Regions from separate parts of the Homo sapiens genome. Here region 1 is linked to region 2. A link is an interaction called in ENCODE POLR2A ChIA-PET data of the cell type or tissue named here. Cell type or tissue: MCF 10A. All regions are shown on one strand. Links, peaks and the distances in the headings refer to the core of each region. The heading gives the core; the rest is flanking DNA. Region 1 has its middle 36 kb from the start of APPL2. Region 2 holds the start of C12orf75 (chromosome 12 open reading frame 75).

Evidence for each region. Peaks named below come from ENCODE experiments on the same cell type or tissue, not always from the same donor. Only the 100,000 strongest peaks of a DNase experiment are listed, where the experiment ranks them.
Region 1: POLR2A ChIA-PET joins it to region 2 with 5 read pairs; 4 of 35 experiments call an interaction of 5 or more read pairs at or near these places.

What each region holds. Positions count from the first base shown.
Region 1 is chr12:105,263,265-105,280,922 of GRCh38, forward strand. No RefSeq gene overlaps it. Among named protein-coding and RNA genes, the nearest start is that of APPL2, 36 kb to the left of the region's middle. In MCF 10A, for the core only: no CTCF peak of the experiment used is centred there; no DNase peak of the experiment used is centred there.
Region 2 is chr12:105,329,566-105,334,565 of GRCh38, forward strand. C12orf75 (chromosome 12 open reading frame 75) reads left to right here and starts at 1,126. Exons shown (of 6, transcript NM_001145199.2): 1 at 1,126-1,372. The coding sequence starts at 1,327. RefSeq lists silencers at 762-1,421, 1,452-1,551 and an enhancer at 2,208-2,751. In MCF 10A, for the core only: no CTCF peak of the experiment used is centred there; DNase peaks (open chromatin) are centred at 1,026 and 2,926.

The sequences.
Region 1 (17,658 bases), core at 7,696-12,695, 59 kb before region 2:
TTTATCTTTCTGCAAGACTAAGTCTTGCTATGTTACCTAGGCTGGAGAGTAGTGGCGTGGTCATAGCTCACTGCAGCCTCGAACTCCTGGGCTCAAGCACTCCTCCTATCTCAGCCACCCGAGTAGGTGGCACTACAGGCACACACACTACACTTGGCTAATTTTTAAATCTTTGTGTAGAGGCAGGATCTCATTATGTTGCCAAGGCTGGTCTCAAACTCCTGGCCTCAAGTAATCCTCCTGCCTTGGCCTCCCAAAGTGCTAGGATGAGAAGCGTGAGCCACTGCACCTGTAAGGAACGAAAACCTTAAAAAATGAGGTGTATGTGGATCATCTAACTCCCCTGCTCAAACCCTCCCATGTTCCCATTACACATGCTGTAGAATCCAAGGTCCTCTCCATGGCCTGTAGGGCTGTACCTGGTGGGGCCCCGGGCCCCCTTATTTCACTCCAACAATGCCACCCTATTGTGTTTCCAAACACACGCAGTAGGCTCCCTTTCCTTCTGTTTGGGGCTTTCTTAACCTAGATCTTCTCATGAAGCCTTTCTTGTGACTCAGGTCTCAGCCCACTGAATCTAAAGTAGTTCCCAGACACTCTCTATTGTGTATGTTTCTTCTCTTCCCGCCACTTGTCACCATCACAGTTTCCATATTTATGTATATGTTTATTGTTGGTTTCCAACATGAAAGATATACTTCTTATGAGAGTAGAAGGAACTTTGTCCCATTCCTTGCTGTATTCTCAAGGTTAAGCAGAGTACCCAGCACACAATTGGAGCTTGATCAGAAGTTGTCAGTTAAATGAATGAATAAATACACGGGTGAGTGAGGACAGTCATTGGGAAACTTGCCCTCCTCTCCATTCTATTAGGTTGGTGCAAAAGTAATTGCAAAAAGTAATTGCAAAAGTAATTGTACCAATCTAATAGAATGGAGGGGAGAGCAGGTTTGCTGACACCACCAAATGCTGGCAAGGATGTAGAGCAACAGGAGCTCTCATTCATTGCTGGTGGGAATGCAAAATGATACAGCCACTTTGGAAGACAGTTTGGCTGTTTCTTACAGAAATACACGTACTTTTACCATATGATCCAGCAATTGTGCTCCTTGGTATTGACCCAAATGAATTAAAAACTTATGTCCACACAAAAACCTGCACATGGATGTTAATAGCAGCTTTAATAATAATTAACAAAAGTTGGAAGAAACCAAGATGTCTTTCAGTAGGTGAATGGATACATTACTTTTATGGCAAAAGTCTCAATTACTTTTGTGCCAACCTAATAATATCATGCTATTAACAGAGGAGGCGGCGTGGGGTGAGGAAATGCCACTAAGAAAGTCTCAGATGAGTCTCAGCATCAAGGTGATGTGGCACATTGAGGAACACAGAACCTGGATCAGCCTGGCTAGATTCAGTCCGTATCTCTGTGCTGTCTGGTAAGTTCTTAAGAGTACCATATACTAACTGATTGCACCACTGGAGCTACAGGTAAGTTCTTTAAACTCTCTGCAAAATGGAGGTGATAGTAAAAGTACCTGCTACTGTTTTGAGTACTAAATACAATCATACATACAAAGCTCTTAGAATAGTGGCTAGCAGGTGGGCACGGTGGCTCATGCCTGTAATTCCAGCACTTTGGGAGACGGAGGTGGGAGGATCACTTGAGCCCAGGAGTTGGAGATCAGCCTGGGCAACATGATGAAACCATGTCTCTACACAAAATACAAAAAATTAGCTGGGTGTGGTGGTGTGCGCTTGTAGTTGCAGCTACTCAGGAGGCTGAGGTGGGAGGATGACTTGAGACCAGGAGATAGAAACTTCAGTGAGCCATGATCGCACCACTGCACTTCAGCCTGGGGGATAGAGTGAGACTCTGTCTCAAAAAAAAAAAAATTATTGCTATTAGGTCATTGCTTGGTAAAACTTTAAGCCTCTGCATTCACATCCACCTCTTGCCCCCACCTCATCATCAGCTTTTCCAAATGCTGAGCACTGCCCAGTAAGACAAAAGCCTGCCCCAGAGGTTCTCAGAATTCTCCCCATGACACTCCCATGTGCTATGGAAATTTCTAGGTTCCTCCCATTTGGCTTTACTCCATCCCTTTCCCTCATACTAAAGAAAGCGTTTTGGAAAACAGGTGAAATATAAAGTTATAAAGATAATCTTGCATCTTTTTAAACTTAAGAACAAAGTGTAAATCGTTAGAAAACTTGATTATTTGTCAAATGATCAAGACAAATGAGATTGAAAACCACTGGCCTTCATGGCATGCTTAGCAAGAAAGGGACTAAAAATGAAATGGGTAAGAAAGCCCTGAACAGTAACTTCTGTGGTCCCAGGAAGTAGTCAGTGACATTACCTGGAAGTGTTACAGAACCAGCCCCCAGAGAGGGACCTTTCATGAGTCCCACCAGCAAGTGACACTGTTTCCCAAAAGTAATAGAATTGGATCCCTTCCCCTCCACAGGGGAGCTGCAAGAGCTGTGTCCTCAAGCAAATAGAGAGAGAAGCCACCCCCTCTGGGATAAGTAGTACATCGTTGACACTTTGTAGGGCTAGCCTTCCTCAGCAATGTAAGTGATGTAAAAAATGGTGCCGAAATATGAACAACAATAAGATACCACTACACACCTATCAGAATGGCCAAAATGCAAAATGCGGACAACACAAAATGCTGGAAAGGATGTAGAACAACAGGAACTCTCATCCATTGCTGGTGGGAATGCAAAATGGTACAGCCACTTTGGAAGACAATTTGGCTGTTTCTTACAAAACTATGTATACTCTTACCATATGATGCAGCAATTGTGCTCCTTAGTATTGACCCAAATGAATTAAAAACTTATATCCACACAAAAACCTGCACGTGGATGTTAATAGCAGCTTTAATAATAATTGACAAAACTTGGAAGCAACTGAGGTGTCTTTCAGTAGGCGAATGGATAAATAAACCAGGGTACATTTAGACAATGAACTATAATTCAACGCTTGAAGGAAATGAACTATCCAGCCATGAGTAGACTTGGAGGAAACTTCAAAGAATATTATAAAGTGAAAACGCCCATCTGAAAAAGGCTATATACTGTATGAGTCCACCTATGTGACATTCTGGAAATGGCAGAACTATGAAGAGAGTGAAAGTACCAGTGGTTGCCAAGGGTTGCGAGGAGGGAGGAATAAAGAGGCAGAACGCACAGAAATTTTAGGGAATCCAAACTGTCCTGTATGATACTATAATGGTAGATACATGTCGTTATACATTTGCCAATACTCATAGAATGTACACCAAGAGTGTCAACTATGGACTTTGGGCAATAATGAGATGACAATGTAGGCTCATCCATTGTAATAAATGTAGCCACTCCAGTGTGCGGGTGTTGATAGTGTGGGAGGCTGTGTTGTGGGGGGCAGAGACTATATGGGAGCTCTTTGTACTTTCTATTCAATTTTGCTGTGAAGCTAAAGCTACTCTAAAAAATAAATTCTGTTTTAAAAACCCTTTAAATTAAAGCTTGAAAAAGTCCATGGAGCAGAGATCTGGAATAAGTAGTCCCATGCAGGAAGTCCCATCCCAGCATGTCAGAGTGGTAGACACAGAACATCCGCAGAACAAATGATTCCAGCCCAAAGACCAGAAGAAAAAGACTTATCTTGACCATCCTTTCCTTAGGGTTCTTTTCTTAGGGTTGCACTTCCTCTGTGAGGAGGGAATAGGAAAATGATAGTCAGACCCCAACAAGTGGTGGTTTGTGATAGAACTGTATTAACTGAATAATAAAATGTATATAGTTCTCCCTTCTATTGTGTTCAATTGCACTCCTCATTTTGTGGCCTTTGTAAAACCCCAAAAGGAAATCTTTGGAAAGCCATAGTTATGGATCTATATATCTGAACTGGGTTGTGTGACTGTCTCAGTTTGGGTTCTTCCCAAACCAGACCCTGAGACAATAATTTGAGTATAAGTCGTTTATTTGGGAAGTGCAGGGAATACTGGTAGGAAACGGGGAAGTGACACAGGAAAGGAAGCTAGTAAAGCCTCCATTATTTTATTCTTATTCTTATTCTTATTCTTCTTATTATTATTTTTGAGACAGAGTCTTGCTCTGTCACCCCAGGCTGGAGTGCATTGGCGCGATCTCGGCTCACTGCAACCTCTGCCTCCCAGGTTCAAGTGATTCTCCTGCCTCAGCCTCCAGAATAGCTGGGATTACAGGCGCCTGCCACCATGCCCGTCTAATTTTTGTATTTTTTAGTAGAGATGGGGTTTCACCATGTTGGTCAGGCTGGTCTTGAACTCCTGACCTCAGGTGATCCACCCGCCTCGGCCTCCCAAAGTGTTGGGATTACAGGTGTGAGCCACTGTGCCTGGCCAAGGCTCCATTATTAAACCAACTACTGCTGTAGGCAATTGAAATGTAATTTCACAGGGATGTTCTAAAAAATGGCGTAAAAAACACATCTCAGAATAATTCTTCCTGAGTAGCAAGTGGCTAGGGGAGATACATTTGGAGGGCTATTGGAGTGCAGACAGGCTGTGGTCATTTCCTGGTGCTTCTCTGCACAAGCATATGTCAGTTAGAATAGCTTTCCATGGTTCCAAAAAGAGCCTCCAGGCCCTAGAGGCCCACACTGGGAGCTGTGTCATCAGCTGGAGCGTCGGTGAAGACTGTAAGCAGGACACTGGTAACAGCTGCTACATTAACCACTGCAATCATCCAGGTTCATCTGGTTCCTATCCCAGCCCCACCATTACCAGCTATAAGATCTTCAGCAAATTTGTAACCTTTCTTAAGACTCGGTATTAAAGCTTAAGAATTAACACCAGCTTATGAGGTGGCTGTGAACATCAACTAAAAAATGTGTGTCAAGTAACCCTGGCACATAGTTTCAATTTATATATATGCGTGTGAGTCTGTGTGTGTTTCTGTGTTTGTGTGTACACATAAAGACACACACACATATTTCTTGGAGTAGTGAGATAAGAGACTGCGCTCATTGAATGTAGCTTTAGCAAGGCTCACTTAGACCCGAGAGGGCTACATATTACCGACCACACTGTAAAAGACTGATTTTTATATCAGATCATCACCCCGTTATTGAGCATATAAAATGTAAACAGGATCTAGATTGGCATTCCCTGGGCTTTAAGAAACTTTCAAGAAAGTAATACAAGAGAAAACTTCTGTAGCTGTCAGATGGCTTCCTGGCTCTCCCTGCTCTTACTTAGGCTATGATTTGGTCCTATAAACAAGACCCAAGTCTGGCTTTTTCACTAGTGGGAGAGTGACTCTCCTCTCCTAGCAGTGGAGATGAGGAAACAGAAGGTGCTGTAGCTTTCCAAGGGAACTGTTTATCTCAAGATGCCTCAAGGACCTCCACGTTCTCCTCTCAGTTTGGGGCTGTGGCTTACTCCACTGCTAAAACAATGAAATCTGCCCCTGAACAATAATTGTTTTATGGAAAGAAAAATGTTGTCAAAAAAAGAAAATCTTCATTGTTTTGCAAAATCTCTAAAAGGACCAGATATAAACTGTTGATTGACCAGTGTGCTTATTTTTCAAATGGAAAAATAACACCTTTTTTAAAAAAGTGACCTTTCATACAAAAGATACTGAAATTTTACAGGTCTTTCTTTTTTTACTGAGATATTATTGACATACTGAGAAAAATCTTGTATTAAAAAAACTTTTTGGTATTAAAAAAGGATGGATAATAGCTGCATTTGGTTGGATGTAAAATGTTAGGATTCAGAATTTGATTTGGATTTTAAAGTCAATCAATCTTCCAGTCAACATTACTAAAGGTCCAATTGGCAAGAGTATAAACTAAAAGAAGGCAAAATATTTAACAAAAGTTGATGGTTATTGAGTTTTCAAAAGAATGTCACTTTCTAACAGTTGTTCTTGAGAAAGGTTTTGCAATATCATCTGGGTATTTTTAAGTAAAGGACCAAGGTTTGGTTTCTGGTTTGATGTAAGGGCAGTTTGAGCCAGAACCAAGAAATGTACTGGTTCACTTTTTACAGTCTCTTCTTATCCTACACTCCTATGGCCTGACTGCAGCGAGGGATATCTTGAAAAGCTACCAGTTCAGTGGGTCTCCTCTGGGCATTCATTAGTATACCTACTTTGTTCGTAGAATGATTTCTTTCAAGCCTGGAACCAGAGTTGATTTTTGTACATGCAATTTCTCCTAACTCATTTCAATGTTTTGTTTCTCATGATACATTTTAATCTTTCTTAATTTTAGCCTTTTTACTTAGTCACCCCAATTCTTCGAACTGTCTGTACGTGTGATACCCAAGGTCTTATACCCTATTCTGTTCAGAGGAATGACCAGACAACCCAAACTTATAGCTTTCCACTTACAGACTCACTTAAGCCCTGCTAAAGTGGGACTGAGATTTTCTGATTGCTTCTCTATCTGTCAGAATTTTGATTTTTAATCCCTGTCTGCTGGGTTTCAAAGTTCATGCATTTTCTTTATATCACGCACCTCTCTTTTTGGGTGCAAAACTGAAAGACAACAGCCTTTATATTTTTGATGAGTGTATGACTAATGCTGTTGCATCTGGATCGGAAAAGAGGAAATTCATAACAAATGGCCAGCAGTAATCACCTCTAAAGTACTTGAAATTGGTTGGGAAAAATTTTCAGAAGCTTTCCCAAAATTTTCATTTACCTCTTCTAGTGATTTTGGAGTTTCCCAACATAGATATTTAAGATTTTTAAAATGTTCCTTATTCATTGTATTTGCTTTCATATTTACTTTCATTATCATCAATTGAAACATCTTGTTCCTGCTATTTTTTTCTGCAAATAGGTGAATTTGAACAACATCAAGGCATAAATAGGCCTCTGTGGGCTGATCTGGGAGCCCTACCATTTAAAAATTGTTTATAAGAGAAAACATGTTCCAATTCTAAGCAAACAAATTAAAACATAACCCTTTTGTACATTGGACATGGCTGATTTGTGCCAGGTTAAGAGTATAAATTAGAAGCAAGGCTGGCCAAATTCAAATTCCAGCTCTGTTTCCAGCTAGCTGTGTCATCCTGAGCAAGCTTCCTAACCACGCTGAATCTCTATTTTCCTTTCTTCTTACCTGGAGGACATAGTACCTACTGCAGAAGGTTTCAGAGAGGTATGAATGATGTAATGTACATAAAGCACAGAGTAAAACTTAATAAATATTAGCTATTTTGATCCTGTTTTTAAGGTCCCATTCAGGCCCCTGACTTTAGTAGGAAGGTGAGAAGGAGGAAGGCCAGGGTCTAGGCTTTGCTTCTGGGGCCACAAGTCCCTTCTAGCATGCAAGCCAATAGTTTATTACAGAAAGACTTGCTGTCATAAGGATTCCCTGTATGACCCTGAAAAGTTTCACCATCTTCTGTGCCTGTTTTTTCTTCTTTAGGATGGATGTCAGCAATAATAAAACCTTCCTCTCCTTAACTCACAGACCTACTGAGAAAATAAAGGAGAGACTCTCTGCTTGAGGTCTTTGAACTAATCAGTTCCACATAAGGTGTCATGAATCCCAGACTTGTGAAAGTTCACATCTGTAGTCATCCTTTTTCGGTGAGTGAAGTAGGGAGGGGGAGACCAAATTCCAGTGAGTACTGGAACCCCTGGCTATGGATCTGTGCTTGGGATTTTGGGCTCCTCACATTCCAATACTTACAAGCTTCAGTTGTATTAAAGAACTTGGGAGACAGATGGACTTGAGGTCTGGCCCCAGCTTTGCCACTTATCAGCTATGTGACTCTGAGCAAGCCACTTAATCTCTCAGAGATAATATCAGTATCACCCTCAGAGGGCTGTCAGGATGAAATGAGGGGGTGCACACAGCATATTTAGCACAGTGTCCAACACAGGCTTCGTGCTCAAAGTGTCAGATTTGATGATGATGATGGTGATAACGATAATTTTTGTTTATTTACTGCTTAAAAGTGTCCACCCTTAAATATCACAACCGTTTATTATTCTTTTCTTAGTTGCTCTGCTGCTGCAGTGGTTTGAAACACAGGCTCAGGCTCTCCAAAGATATTCCCTTCTCTAGTTTCTGATAGAGTCATTTTGAAACTATTGCCCTAATTAAATCGCAATGTTGGCTGTATATCTATTGTCTGTTTTATAAGCCACATAATTGTTAAAAGAGAGAGGATGCTAAACATCTCTTTCTACATTTTCTTCTTTCTTTCAAAGTAATGAGTTTTCTCATTGTTTTAAGGAATTAGTCATGTTGGCAGGGTGTGCAGATTGTCATTTTGATGGATCCTCATAGTATATGACAAGATTTGACAAAGAGTTTTCAAAAATCATTAGGCTTGTCAAAATTCTATTCTGTGCTTTGTCAAGAGTCACCATCCTATATTATACATCTGAGAGTTTGTCAGATAACAAACAGAGTTGCCACAGCTGGAGTTGGATTGTGCTCCTCAGGTCCTCTGCACCAACTTCAACCTGAAAAACTACAATTTTGTATCTTAGAATTCCAGGTAAGATTTCATTTGAAAAGAGGTTCACGGCTAAAACGCTTGTGCTTTTCTGCACGCATGTCTTTCTGTAGACTTAGACAGGAAATCCATTTCTAGACTGGGAAAAACATTTTAATTAGCCATTAGTAGTGGGTCAGAGGAGTAAAACAGGAACAATGGGAAGTCTAAGAGAAAAAGGGAGGTAAGTATAGACCAATAGACACAGCACATTGGAGTAGAAAAATACTTTTTTTTTTTTTTTAATCAGACAGGATCTCAATCTGTTGCCTGGGGGGAGTGCAGTTGTTCCCTTTTACTGGTGGAGGGTCTTGACTATGAGTTGTCCAGGTTCTTGGTGTTTGGAACGAAGAATTGGACAAAACACACAAACAAAGCACAATGAAAGAATGAAGCAACGAAAGCACAGATTTACTAAAACAAAAGTACATTCCATGGAGTGGGAGCCTGCTCCAGCAAGCGGCTGAAGAGGCTGGTTACAGAATTTTCTGGGGTTTAAATTCTCTCTAGAGGTTTCCCATTGGTTACTTGTTTACACCCTATGTAAATGAAGGAGTGGCCCACGACCAGACTGATTGGTCATGGGAGGTGACCAGTCAGAGGCTGAAGTGAAATTACAATGTTACACATGAAGAATTGGGTAGTCTGATTGGTTGTGGGAAGGGACCAATTGGAGGTACTTTTCATTTATCATCTACCATGCAGTGCAAAGGGAGTAGCCTCTGATCCTTTTGTTACTTGGGTGTGGAGAGGTGGGGTTTTTCTTTTGATTCAGTTCTAGGAAGTCAACAGCGTGATCTCAGCTCACTGCAGCCTCGACTTCCCTGGGCTCAAGTGATCCTCCTGCCTCAGCCTCCCAAGCAGCTGGTACTATAAGTGCATACCACCACGCCCTGGTAATTTTTGTATTTTTCGTAGAGACAGGGTCTTACTATGTTGCCCAGGCTGGTCTCGAACTCCTGGACTCAAGTGATCCACCTGCCTCAGCCTTCCAAAGTGTTGGAACTACAGGCGTGAGCCACTGCGCTGGGCCAGAAAACACATTTTTAAATTTTTTTTGTTTGATATAAGTTTAACATATCCATGAGACCTGACTTCAGCTACCTGCACCTTAAGAATAGAAACTGGATTTTAAACTCAGTTTTGTACATCATGAGGAATTGGTCTGGTAGAGTTCCAGACTGGAACTGGAGCTGGTTGGAACCAGAAGCTGAAAAACTGGTATGTTACTGGTCTTCTTTTCACCTCTAGTCCCTGCTTGCCTTTGTAAGCTTCATGTTCAGACAGGATTTCATGGTCCCTAGCTAGTGATCCTGGGGGAGAGGGGTAGGAGAATAGGGATACAAAAGTACTCTTCTTTCCCAACGTTACTAGGAAGAGTCCTAGGCCTGGCCCTCATTGGCCAAAATTGAGCCATGTGCTCACCTTTCAGCCAATCACTGTGGTTAGGGGAATAAAGCACTTTCATTGGCCATTTCCGGGTCATATGTTCTCTCCCGGAGCTCAGGTGGGTGATGAATTCTATTTAATGTAGACCTCAGAGCAAGAGAGGGGTGTTATCCCAAAGGAAAATCAGTGCTATTCCCAAGAAACAAAACGGTTGGTATAAATTACATTCCTGAGGCTATCCCCTTTCATACCTGCTCCTGCTCACCCTCAAAATTCCCAAAAGAGAATTTTGTGCAGAAGCTGTTAAAAACACTAGCTTTGTGTTTAAATTCTGTTACTTGTACTTATTAGCTTGGTGTGTCTCTGGATGAATGATTTAGCCTTTTTGTGCTTTAATTGTCTCATTTCTAAAATGAAGATAATAATAGTGTTCACTTCATTGGTTGCTGAAAAGATGAATTGAGATTAGGCTAAAGCAACACTTAAAAGGTTAGACCAATTAAGAATACAATCAATGTTTTCTGTTGCATAGAAGCTCTCTTAACTACCTTCTACCTAACCCATCCATCTAATTCAACCCAACTCTCCATTCCCTCTTAAAATATACAGCCACTTTTGACATGCCCATGGCATGCTAAGTATCTGGACATGTCGGTTCCCGCCCTTTGAATTGCAATTGGCCCAAAACCTGTTTATTTGTGCTGTACTTATTGTTATAATCACATAATACTAAACCAATGACCTATAAGTGCAAAAGTGCTTTTTGTGAAACTTCTTTTGCATGCTTTGTTAATGTTTTCAAAAGACTTGATAAAAGTGAATTGCTAAAAAGAATTGCTACAAAATTAGATATTGGCAAAACTTTATAAAAGATTGGTGAAAATTATAAAGCTCTAGGGAGAGTCTTCACACAAAATGATTTATTAGTGTGGTTTATTCAAGAAACATAACACAGAACTCTAATCAAAGACTTATACTTAAATAAAAGGCTTTGTCTGTAGAATATCAATTGACTGATGGCTGTACATACAATTATGTGTTTTAAATCTAAATATGCCTAAAATTATTTATGAGATTTTCTTACGATTCCATGCTCTAGCTATTTTTTCAATTAACTAAACAATAACCAGTTCCAAGTGCTTTAAACAGATAGAAAATGGAATTTGCTGTATTATTATTACTTTCAGTCATTGCCATCATTTTTTAACCTCCCACCCATTCTTCAACCGTTTACAATCTGGCTTCCATAACCACCACTCTCTTGAAACTCTTGTATAAGAAATTGCCAAACTCAATTCCCTACCTGCTTTTTAAACAATGCGGTTTCTCAGAATTCTGCTTCCCCTGAAATTTCAGACTCCAGGGAACCACTTCCAAATACCCCATAAAGCTGAAGAACTAGAAAATCTAACTGGTCTTTTAGGGATTCAATTTTCAGCTACTACTAGTACCACCACTGAAAATCCATGTGGTACAGTCACTGGGTTCTTGTCCACTGCCGTAGTGATGCCCTTGCCGGCCAAGGTAAGTGCACAGGCCTCTTGTTTGGCCTCCAACATTCCAAGTCCTGGGCTTGCACTCAGATACTCTGTCATGGTCCCTGCAGCATGTCCACCATGCTATGGGGCTTAGGAGTAGAGGGACAGCTTTGGCCACACGCCAGGACCAGCCCTCTGGATGCTAGTGCGGAGCCTGGCTCACCTCTTGCCAAATGGGAGAAAATTTTCGCAACCTCCTCATCTGACAAAGGGCTAATATCCAGAATCTACAATGAACTCAAACAAATTTACAAGAAAAAAATAAACAACCCCATCAAAAAGTGGGCAAAGGATATGAACAGACACTTGTCAGAAGAAGACATTTATGCAGCAAAAAGACACATGAAAAAATGCTCATCATCACTGGCCATCAGAGAATTGCAAATCAAAACCACAATGAGATACCATCTCACACCAGTTAGAATGGTGATCATTAAAAAGTCAGGAAACAACAGGTGCTGGAGAGGATGTGGAGAAATAGGAACACTTTTACACTGTTGGTAGGACTGTAAACTAGTTCAACCATTGTGGAAGTCAGTGTGGCGATTCCTCAGGAATCTAGAACTAGAAATACCATTTGACCCAGCCATCCCATTGCTGGGTATATACCCAAAGGACTATAAATCATGCTGCTATAAAGACACATGCACACGTATGTTTATTGCGGCACTATTCACAATAGCAAAGACTTGGAACCAACCCAAATGTCCAACAATGATAGACTGGATTAAGAAAATGTGGCACATATACACCATGGAATACTATGCAGCCATAAAAAATGATGAGTTCATGTCCTTTGTAGGGACATGGATAGAATTGGAAATCATCATTCTCAGTAAACTATCACAAGGACAAAAAACCAAACACTGCCTGTTCTCACTCATAGATGGGAATCGAACAATGAGAACACATGGACACAGGAAGGGGAACATCACACTCCGGGGACTGTTGTGGGGTGGGGGGAGGGGGGAGGGATAGCATTAGGAGATATACCTAATGCTAAATGACGAGTTAATGGGTGCAGCACACCAGCATGGCACATGTATACATATGTAACTAACCTGCACATTGTGCACATGTACCCTAAAACTTAAAGTATAATAATAATAATAATAATAAAGGAGACTTCCTTTTGGGGCCCTTAATGCCTTTCTCTCTCAGTAGAATTCTATTAGGACAATATCAGTGTCCCAAAGAGATTTGCGAGGAAAAATTGTTTAAGACTTTAAAATGAACCGAAAGATTACTGAGTGTCTTTATTTTTATCTAGCACACCTTTCTGGATTATCTGATTCTATGGGACCTCTGTGACTTTCATTGTCTTTGAACAATTTTATAACTCTGATTTGTAGACAACTGATAGGAATGTAAATGTAAAATCTGTGTAAGGACAATTGATTCCCCTTCTTTTCAAAAGAAGCCAGTTTTGCATCTCTTTCTAAATTCATTTTAGCATTCATGGTTGACCTATATATGTGTGATACTTTGAATTTGCCTTTGAACTCATTGCAACATCTTACTGGTTCCCTCATTAATTAGGGAGTTAAATAAAATTTTGACAAATGTGCATCTTACGTTTGTTTGAGGGTCATGATATATTTAAATACACATGATATATTTAAAGCATTATTCTTTAACAGCTTTTCATACTCCTGATCCTCCAAAGGGCAGCCTTTGTCAGACCAGAGTTCTGTTACACCCTCCCCCAGGACAATAGCTGCCATCTTTCCTTTTATTTACACCACTAAGAGGAGCCATCTACATAAGTCTTTCTAGAATAGAGAATGTTTGCAGCAAGATGATTTACTGTTTCCAAATAGAGAAGCAGCTGGCAACCCTTAAATGGCAACTTCCCTCCCTCAGGTTCCTTCTACCCAGGCACCTCCCTCCCAAACTCATTTCCACATCCTGCATGAACCTGTTCATTTGTATCCTGATGTCACCCTACTCTCTACTCTCCAGCTCTTTTAGGGCGAGGACATGTCTTACTCATCATTCTGGTCTCCATAGTGCCCGATACTGTCACTTGTTTATAGTAGGTGCTCAGAAAAGATTTGCTGAATTTATTCCATGTTGTAGGGCAAAGAAAAATAGAATGGAAGCCTGTTAGAGCAACGGTCTTAAAATATAGTATTAGGCTGCTGGAATTTTAGCATAAGAAAGAATCTTAACAATCTTCTAGTGGATATGATGAGAGAGAAAAGGGGGCCTGGTAGCAGTTCATAAACAGTTGCTCCAGATGCCCCTTCATAACACCACATAGTCACTGCCTCTCTTCCTGCTCCTAGGGACCAACATGTCCCTACAGCCCTATGTGACTTTCATTGTACTTGGATCAGGAGTGAGCGTTTATAAAAACAAGACTAAAACTTTGTATCATATCAAATCTGGGACATGCTGAACTAACAAGGGCCAAGTGATTATGAGACAAATAACAACCTTGTACTTACTGTGCAGAGAATTCTAGATAAAGGAAAAGGTATTCTGTAACACCTTGATATTCCTTTTTAGCCAGCACTCAGTGATCCCAGAGGAGATTAAACATACCACCAAGGGCCGGGTGCAGTGGTTCACACCTGTAATCACAGGCCTTTGGGAGGCTGAGGCTGGAGGACTGCTTGAGGTCAGGAGTCTGAGACCAGCCTGGGCAACATAATGAGACCTCATATCTACAAAACAAAAACAAAAACAAAAACCCTGGGTATGGTGGCATGTGCCTATGATCCTAGCTATTCAGGAGTCTGAGGCAGGAGGACCACTCGAGCCCAGGAGTTCAAGGCTGCAGTGGGCCATGATCATGCCACTGCACCCCAGCTTGGGAGACAGAGCTAGACTCTGTCTGTAAAGAAGAAAAAAAATACTGCCAAGATTATTCTGTTTTTCATGAAGCCAACTCATAATGTCATCAGTTTAGTATAGGTTAATTTTGGATTTTCCAATTTAACACCAATGGGAAATTCAATGTTTATGTTTTGTAAACACATTTCAGCATCAGAAGAGGAAGAGAAGTGAACTCCCAAGATAATAATTATGTCTAACTGAGCACTTTGATGTTCTTCAGCCAAGACCAACAGGAACACACCTGTGCTTGAATAAGCTGGGTTCCCTGCTCACTTCATCGAGGGAGAACTCATACCTTAGAAAAACCATGGAACTTCTCAGTGTGAGGTTGTCAGAAGGAACTTATTATAGGATTGGGACATGCTTGGGTAATTTAGGGGTGGGTCTAATGAAGCAGAAGCCCACTCTAGAATGGGTATTGTCAGAAGGGGGGGGGCGGCAGTCCTTCAACTGGGCATCTCAAAAAATATTCTCTCTAGGTAGGACAGACTAGAGCAGGGAAAAAACCATAATTGGTAAAGAAGTAGCAGTCACTCATTTCGGCCTAGAGAGGGGAATGTTTAATATTTTATGGGCTGCACAGTGACCATGTTTTTTCTCACTTTATCATGATCTCAGAGTGGCCTTGGCTGACACTGAAGTCTTGTAATATTGTTTCTATCCAGTAGGAGAACATGGCCTGGCTGTGAGCATCTGCCCAGTGCCAGGATGTTCAAGGCTGCTTTCTCGGCACTGACTGTGAGTGCACTAAGTACTTCACACACATTATTTCATTTAATTCTGAAAACTCTATTAGGCAGATATTGAGTCCCATTTTACAAGTGATAAAATAGAATCCTGAAGAATTTAATGTTAGCAGTGAGTCAACAGCAGGCAGTCAGGACTAGTAGTACTGACCCCAAAGTCCATACACTATTAAGCTACCACTCGTTTGAGCCTGAGCTGCCTTAGAGATAAGGAAAGGGCAGAGGGCATGCATGTGTGGGAAAGCAAGCTGGACTACAGGGCCTTGGCACTTGGCTTTTTGTTCCCCTGCTTGTGCTGTCTCTGGGACTTCAACATTCCTTAGATCAGTCACCTAACACTGATGTCCTCCCAGGTTCTCGACCCTGGCTCTCTGCTCCAATAACATTCCCCTCCTATCCATTTGGCTACCTCTACTTGCCTGATCACACCTTGGGACTTGCCATTTCTCCAAATGGGCCACCTCTAGAAGTTAAAATTGTGAAGTTCTTCTTGTATCAGATCATCTAGTACATATCCACAAAAATAAAAAAATAAAAAAAAAATTAAAAGCGTCTTATTAGTCTACCTTTTTCATGATCTTGTGTCCATTAAAATCATTCTTCCCCTTTCTTTCTTCTTGACTCCTCCCTATCTTCTAAGCCTGTCACCCCTCCTGGCTTCATTTTATCTTCTTCCTTTTCCACCTTGGCCCATATGGTGCATCAATGAATTCACTACATCTACCTAAATCCCCTCACCTCCTTGACTTTCTGGTAGTTCTCAACCCTGCCTTAATCATGATTTTGATTTAGAATGCTTACCCTGTGTCAGACACTGTTCCCGGCTCTTTTTGAAGATTAATCCGTTTAATCATCACAACCTATTTAGCCCACATCCTATGGGCTAAAGTCAGTCATGTACTGCATAACAATGTTTTCGTCAACAACTAACTGCATGTATGACAGTGGTCTCATAATATTAGGATATCATATTTTTACTATACCTTTTCTATGTTTAGATACACAAATATTAGGTTGGTGAGAAAGTAATTGCAGTTTTTGCCATCACTGCAATTACTTTCGCACCAACCTAATACTTAGCATTGTGTTACAATTGCCTACAGTATTCAGTACAGTCACATGCCATACAGGTTTGTAGTCTAGGAGTAACAGGCTCTACCTTACAGCCTAGGTGTGTAGGAGACCGTACCATGTAGGTTTGCGTAAGTTAACTCTATTATGTTCACACAATGATAAAACTACCCAGTGATGCATTTATTAGAATAAATATCCATCATTAAGTGATGCATGACTGTACCCTTATACTCTCATTTTACAAATAAGGAAACTGGGGCACAGTTGTTAAATAACTTGCCTGATGTTAAACAGCCACTAGGGGGCAGAGCCAGAATTTGAACCCAGGCTGTCTAGCGCCAGAGTTCATGCTGGTAATCAACACACTGTGCTGCCTTACCCACTGTACTGTGCTGACAGCCTTCTCTCTTCTTCACCGCTGCTTCTGGTGATTAAATGGCTATATAAACCTGCATGGTCAGGGCTTGCAGGAAGTCTCACTTCACTAACAAAGCTAAGTTCATCAACTCCTATCCCTTCTACACCAACTTCTCTGCATGCTTACCTGGTCTCTTCCTTACTCTTCACCCTTGGAGTATGTAGTATATAGTAGGGCGAGATGCACAGAAAAATCAAATAACTCAAGTACAATAGCCCTTATCTGTAATTAAGTTATTAGATTTTTCTGTGCATCTCCGCCATACTACAAGCCAACCACCACTAAAAATCCATGGGTTGGAAATAGGTAGAGCGATCCAAGGGTGTGCTCTACCTAAGATTTCCAACCCATGGGCTCAGCTCCTAAGTCAGTGCTCACCAAGCCTGATAGCACATAAAATGCGCCCATTTGCACAGCAAGTAGAGAACAGAATTTCTGCCGTTCCCCCAAATGAGCATTTATTAAGCCTGAGTGACTCCCTGGGCACCACTGGAACTATCCAACTCTAGCCTTCCAATCACCCACCCTGTGTGTCTGGCCTGACTGGCAGAGGTAAGTCATGACTTGTGTGGCTGAACTCGCACTAGCCTTTTCTCTCGGGGGTTGAACTATGTTCTTGTCTATGTCCAGTGGCTAGAATTTTCCTTCATCCCTGGGGAAGTTTCTCCTGGAACCAAAGTAATGCCACCCACCTTGTAATGCATCTTGTTGCTGCCTAAGGACTACTGTGGCCACATCCCACCTCTGGGGACTGACCATTCTGATCAGTGGGTCAACCTTTTGTGTGTCACAGAAGCACTTAAGAATCTGATGAAGGTTAAGAAGAACTCTTTACTGATATATGTATCATTTAAGCAAATATCCTGGAATTTTGCAAACAAATTTAAGGACTTACAGATTTCCCTGAACTTTTTTTGCAAAACTACTCATTTTTGTAACCAGTATAGAATCTTGTATGGGGCACTTAGTAAATGTTTGTTGAATTGAACTGCATGAACTAAATCTCAATTCAGCAATCCTAAATGCAGAAACAATTACACACACACACACACACACACACACACACACACTAGTTATTTGTTTTGCTCCAGAAAAGGACTTAAAGTGGTTAATATTTAGACATTTGCTTCTTTAAAACATCTTCATAAGTA
Region 2 (5,000 bases), core at 1-5,000:
AGTCTTTTAACTAGCATCCCAGCATCCTCTGGGACTCTATGGCACCTGTATTCCTCTGTTAACATTCCTTCTATATTGTAATTAATTTATTTTAATCTATCTGCCTGGTTAGACTGTCTCCCACATATTTGTATCCCCGGAACTTAACAAAGGACTTGGCACAGGCTAGGCTCCCTACAAATATTAAGTGAATTTAAAATGGAGCTTTAATTCCTGGCTTGAAGTCACCTCACAAAACATTTAGTGAGTCTGTATTACAAGCCAGGAGGACGCTATGAAAAATCAGATAGTCTTTCCCTTTAAGGAATTTGTATTCATTTCTATTAGAGTTAATAATAATAATGATAATAGCTGATATTTACTAAAGATAGGGAACTTTGTTAGGTACTTTATATGTACCTGAGTTACTGTCATTTTATAGGTGAAACAAGGGATGTACCCAATGGGTTAAGTTACTTTCCTGAGGTCACGCAGCTATCACGGGGCAGAACGAAGACTTTAACTCAGACAGTCTGACTGCAGTAACGCTGGCCCAACTATCATGTTGAAACGTACAGCACCGTGCCCATCCACAGTTCTCTCATTTATCAGAGAGGAGGTCCTGAATCCAAGTTATTGAAATCGTTGCAGACATTTGTTTTAAAGAGGAATAGGTCAAGATGACCAATCTGGGGAAGAACTTTTGCCAGGCAGTGCGTATGGGGAACAGAGCTGCGTTGGCCTTCTGTTAAAGCAGCTGGGGATTTCGGTTTTGGCTTCAGACCTGCACAACATTCAGTCAATAGCATTTATTGGGCGTCCACTGTGCAGGGTGCCCCCTGCTACTTCCTCTCCTCCCCACATCCTGGGGCAGGGAGGGGAAGTGAGGAAAGAAAAGCAAAGACAAGGCGAGGAGGATGCTGAGGGTGGGCAGGTGGGCACCCCCACCCCGCTGCGCCGGCCACGCCCCTTGCCGCTCCCTCGCCCCGGGGCCCACTTTAAACTCCCGCCCCTCGTAATAACGACCAATGGCCGACCGCGAAGCGCGCAGGAGGCTGGGGATTGGCCAGTGCCGAGGTTGCTGGGGCGACGGGTGGGTCCGGCGGGTCCCCGGGCGGGGCGGGGCCGGGGCGAGGGGTGCCGGGTGGTTTCCGCCCGGCAGCCCGCAGCCCGCTGCGCCCCGGGCCGCGTCTCCCGGCGGTGGGAGGGGGCGGCCCCCACTCGGTTCCTGGCCCCTCGCGGCCCCGTCAGCCTCCCGCTCGGGGTGCGCCGCCCTTCGTCTGGGTCTCCGCCCCCAGGACCCGCGGCCGAGAGCTCCGGAGCGCGGCTTCCCCGGCCGGCTGCGCGATGGGCTGCGGGAACTCCACCGCCACCAGCGCGGGCGCGGGCCAAGGTGAGTCCGGCGGGAGGCGGGGGCCGGCGGGGGCGGGCGGGAGAGGCGGCGGGAAGGAAGGGTGCAGGGATCTTGGGTGGGGGGCGCGCAGCCCCCTCTCCCCGTCCCCATTTTCGGGACAGGAGCAGACCGCCCGTTTCTGGAAAGACCGAAAGCGTGGCAAGTCCCCCGCGCGGGGGCGGTTGCGCCTGGAGCAGTCGAGCCTGCGGGGCGTCTCTGCCGAGGGAGCGCGGGGAGGACTGTCGCGGGCTCCCCTGCAGCCGCCGGGGCTCACCTGCAGCTGGCGGGTCTCAGGGCTCTCCTGGGGGAGAGGATTCCCGGACGTGGTCCCCGGCCGCTCCCCCACCTCCCACACTTGCTCCTCCAGGCCTCTCCCCCATCTCCTCGGAACCAAGGCGCTGCACCTGGAAAAGTGCAGCAGAGCAAGACAGGACTTTTCGGGCAGTGGTGGTGGGGCAGGAAGCGGGGAAGGGTGGGAGTGGGGTTGGGGAGAACTAGAAGCAGAGCTGCAAAAACGCATCTGTGTCTGCCTTGATGCCGAAGACCGGCTGGGCTGCTCTTAGGATTTCTCTGAGAAGCTGCAGCAGTAAGGATGTTTTACATATGTGAGACAGAGCTTTATTATTAACAGTCTGTTAAGATACTTTTCATTAAACACACACACACACACACACACACACACACACAAATAGAAACTTCTTTTTATACCACTTCATGTTGATTGGCAGGCAAGGTCTTCTAGCTTCCCCGGGCCAGCCAGGCTTTGTGTCAAGTGACTTTTGCCAAAACTCACCCTTCTATTTCACCCTGCCTATGTCTCGGGATTTAAGGTACCCTGGATCTGTTTTGAGTAATAACTGCTGACCTATTTCAGTGTCCTTTTGGATAAAGAGCTCCTATCTCCTCCAATTGAAGTCAACCAGATGCCACATCCTAGCCTAACCAGCAAATGCAAACAGCAGTCAGAGGCTGCGGTATTTCCTAGGCGGCTGTGGAGGCCCTGGCAATGACTTTGTAACCTTGGGCCTGTCACATCCCTTAACCCAGACGCCGGTAAAAAATGGAGTTTAAGACTCAATTTGAGTCTTGAATTAAATCCTGTCCTGGTGACAATGCAGAGAGCCACAGGAGAGCGAACTTTTTAGATTCATTTAACAGTGGGGAAGGTTAGTGTAGCACCTTATGCTAATGAGGGCAGACGGGCTTCAAACCTGCCTGTGGCCAGAAAGCTCTGCTTGTATGAAACAATGTCAGGGCCACACCCCGCACTCAAATTGTGTCTCAGTCTACTAGGTACTGTGGCCGTATGCAATCCACTGCATGTGTAGCCTACTTAAAAAAGGTGAAGAAAAGTTATCCACATTAAAAAAAATTGTAGGAAGGATTTGTAGCAGATTTCCCTTAAAATGAGGCTAGTTTCATGCATGTACATTTTGATTTATTAATGAACTGCTTGTCAGTTTTAGGGATGGGGAGGGGGTACCATTGCCAAATGAAAATCAGAATGATGGACCAGGCGCAGTGACTCATGCCTGTGTAATCCCAGCACTTTGGGAGGCTGGGGTGGGTGGATCATCTGAGCTCAGGAACTCGAGACCAGTGTAACCAACATGGTGAAACCCAGTCTCTACTAAAAATACAAAATTAGCTGGGCGTGGTGGCGCCTGCTTGTAATCCCAGCTATTTGGGAGGCTGAGGCACGAGAATTGCTTGAACCTGGGAGGCGGAGGTTGCAGTGAGCTGAGATCGCACCATTGCACTCCAACCTGGGCAACAAGAGTGGAACTCCGCTCCATCTAAAAAAAAAAAAAAAGAAAAGAAAAGAAAATAGAAAGATGGTAAGGTATGATGAGCTAGCTCTAAAATGTTAATGTAAAAATCAAATTTGGGGGGAAAATATGATTTCTTGGGGAAATATGATTATCTTTATGAATATTTGATTGACTTTTTCCCTAGGAGCATCTCTCTTATCACCTAAAGGGAAGTCATATTGAAAAAAAAAAAAAAAGCTACCGAAAGAGTAGTTTGAGGAGCAGCCTCACTTTTGTTTGTGGACAGTGCATGTGAGAGCATGCTATTCTCTCCTCCAGCTTGCTGTTTGCCAAAAATTACTTTTTGTTCAGAGGAGAGAAGGATATTGAGTGCAGATTCAAAACATGCAGGAGACAACATGATGAGCAGGGAGTTATTGCATCACCTCTTTGATGGATATGCCCTTGTCTTGGAGAAGCCATTCCCAAACATTTGCCTGCCTGTGAGTCCACCTGGCTGACTTTGGGATTTGGTCATTGTTATTTTGAAATGTTCTGTCAGTTGGTGTTAGGAATTTAGGTTCAGAGAGGAAATACATCAGGATGAGAGATGTAAAGAAAAATAAACCACAATGCAAAGGTACTGAAAATCTCAGCTGTGAGCTTGGGCATCAGCGTCAATTGCACTGTTGACCAAGCTGCACACTAGGAGGACTGAACCCGAGCAATACGAAACGCGTTAAAGAGATATTGTCTTTCTCTTCTAGTTACTTACAGTGCACTACTTCCAATATGTCCCAGGAGTCATAGAATTCAGTAGCCATACAAACTTTTCAGAAAAAAAAAATGTACAAAGAGATTGTAGAAAGGGTGCTGAACTTAAGAGTCTGGACAGTGAGCTTAAGCTTAGGTTTGGTGCTGTGCTGTTTGCATTATTGTGGGTGTTTCATTTTACTTTTTTGAATTTTGGTTTCTTTGTTTATATAATGGGAATAATTCGGTGTATCTTGTTTCATAAGGCTCATGTGAAACTCAAAAATAACATGAAAGCACACTGTAAACTGTAATTATTACTATATAATAATATTATTATCACCATTTTGAAGGCAAAGTGGTTTTCCTTGAATATTTTTCTATAAGAACATGGCAAATATTTTTTGATGCATTAACATATTATTACAATACCCCTAAATCTGAAATCTCCATTCTGAGCCCTGTTTTACTTTTTGAGTTACTCAGGTAAACTGGATAATTGTTTCCCCTTTCCCTGAGATAGCAGGATGGCTGCCTCTCTTGGCTTTTGTCTGGTGGACTTGGTTAACATGACAGATTGATATGCAGTAGTGTACTTGAGTTAAGTGGATTCCGTATGCCTGATGCATGGAGAAACTGGTATGGAGTAAAAGGGTCAAGTGGCCATAAGGAGTAGTGAGATGGATCAGCCCCTTGATAATTCTGGGTAGACTTGCCCCTGGAGTATGTTTCTATTAATAACTGTAAGCTTACACATCGTCCACCCCTATGTGGGACCTCCTCTGCTGGGAACTTCTAGGGCAACGCTGGGGGCAGCCAGCAATGGATGTTTGTAGAATGAAGTCAAACTTTGTTGCTCTTGAGAAATTGATAGTCTAGGTAGGAAGATTAAGCAATTGAGAATCACTGCAAAGCAGTGGATAATAGAATATAATCTGGACCTTCAAGTTTCCAGGAGATATTGAATGACACAGTTAAATCAGAGAAGTCCTCCTGGAGGAGTTGAGCTGGGGGTCTAGATGGAAATGTGAGAGGCATTTTGAGTACACAAAAGCTCTCCACTTTCACATTTTGATATCATCACTCTCTCAAGGTAGGAATTTGATTTTTCCCAACCTGCAACT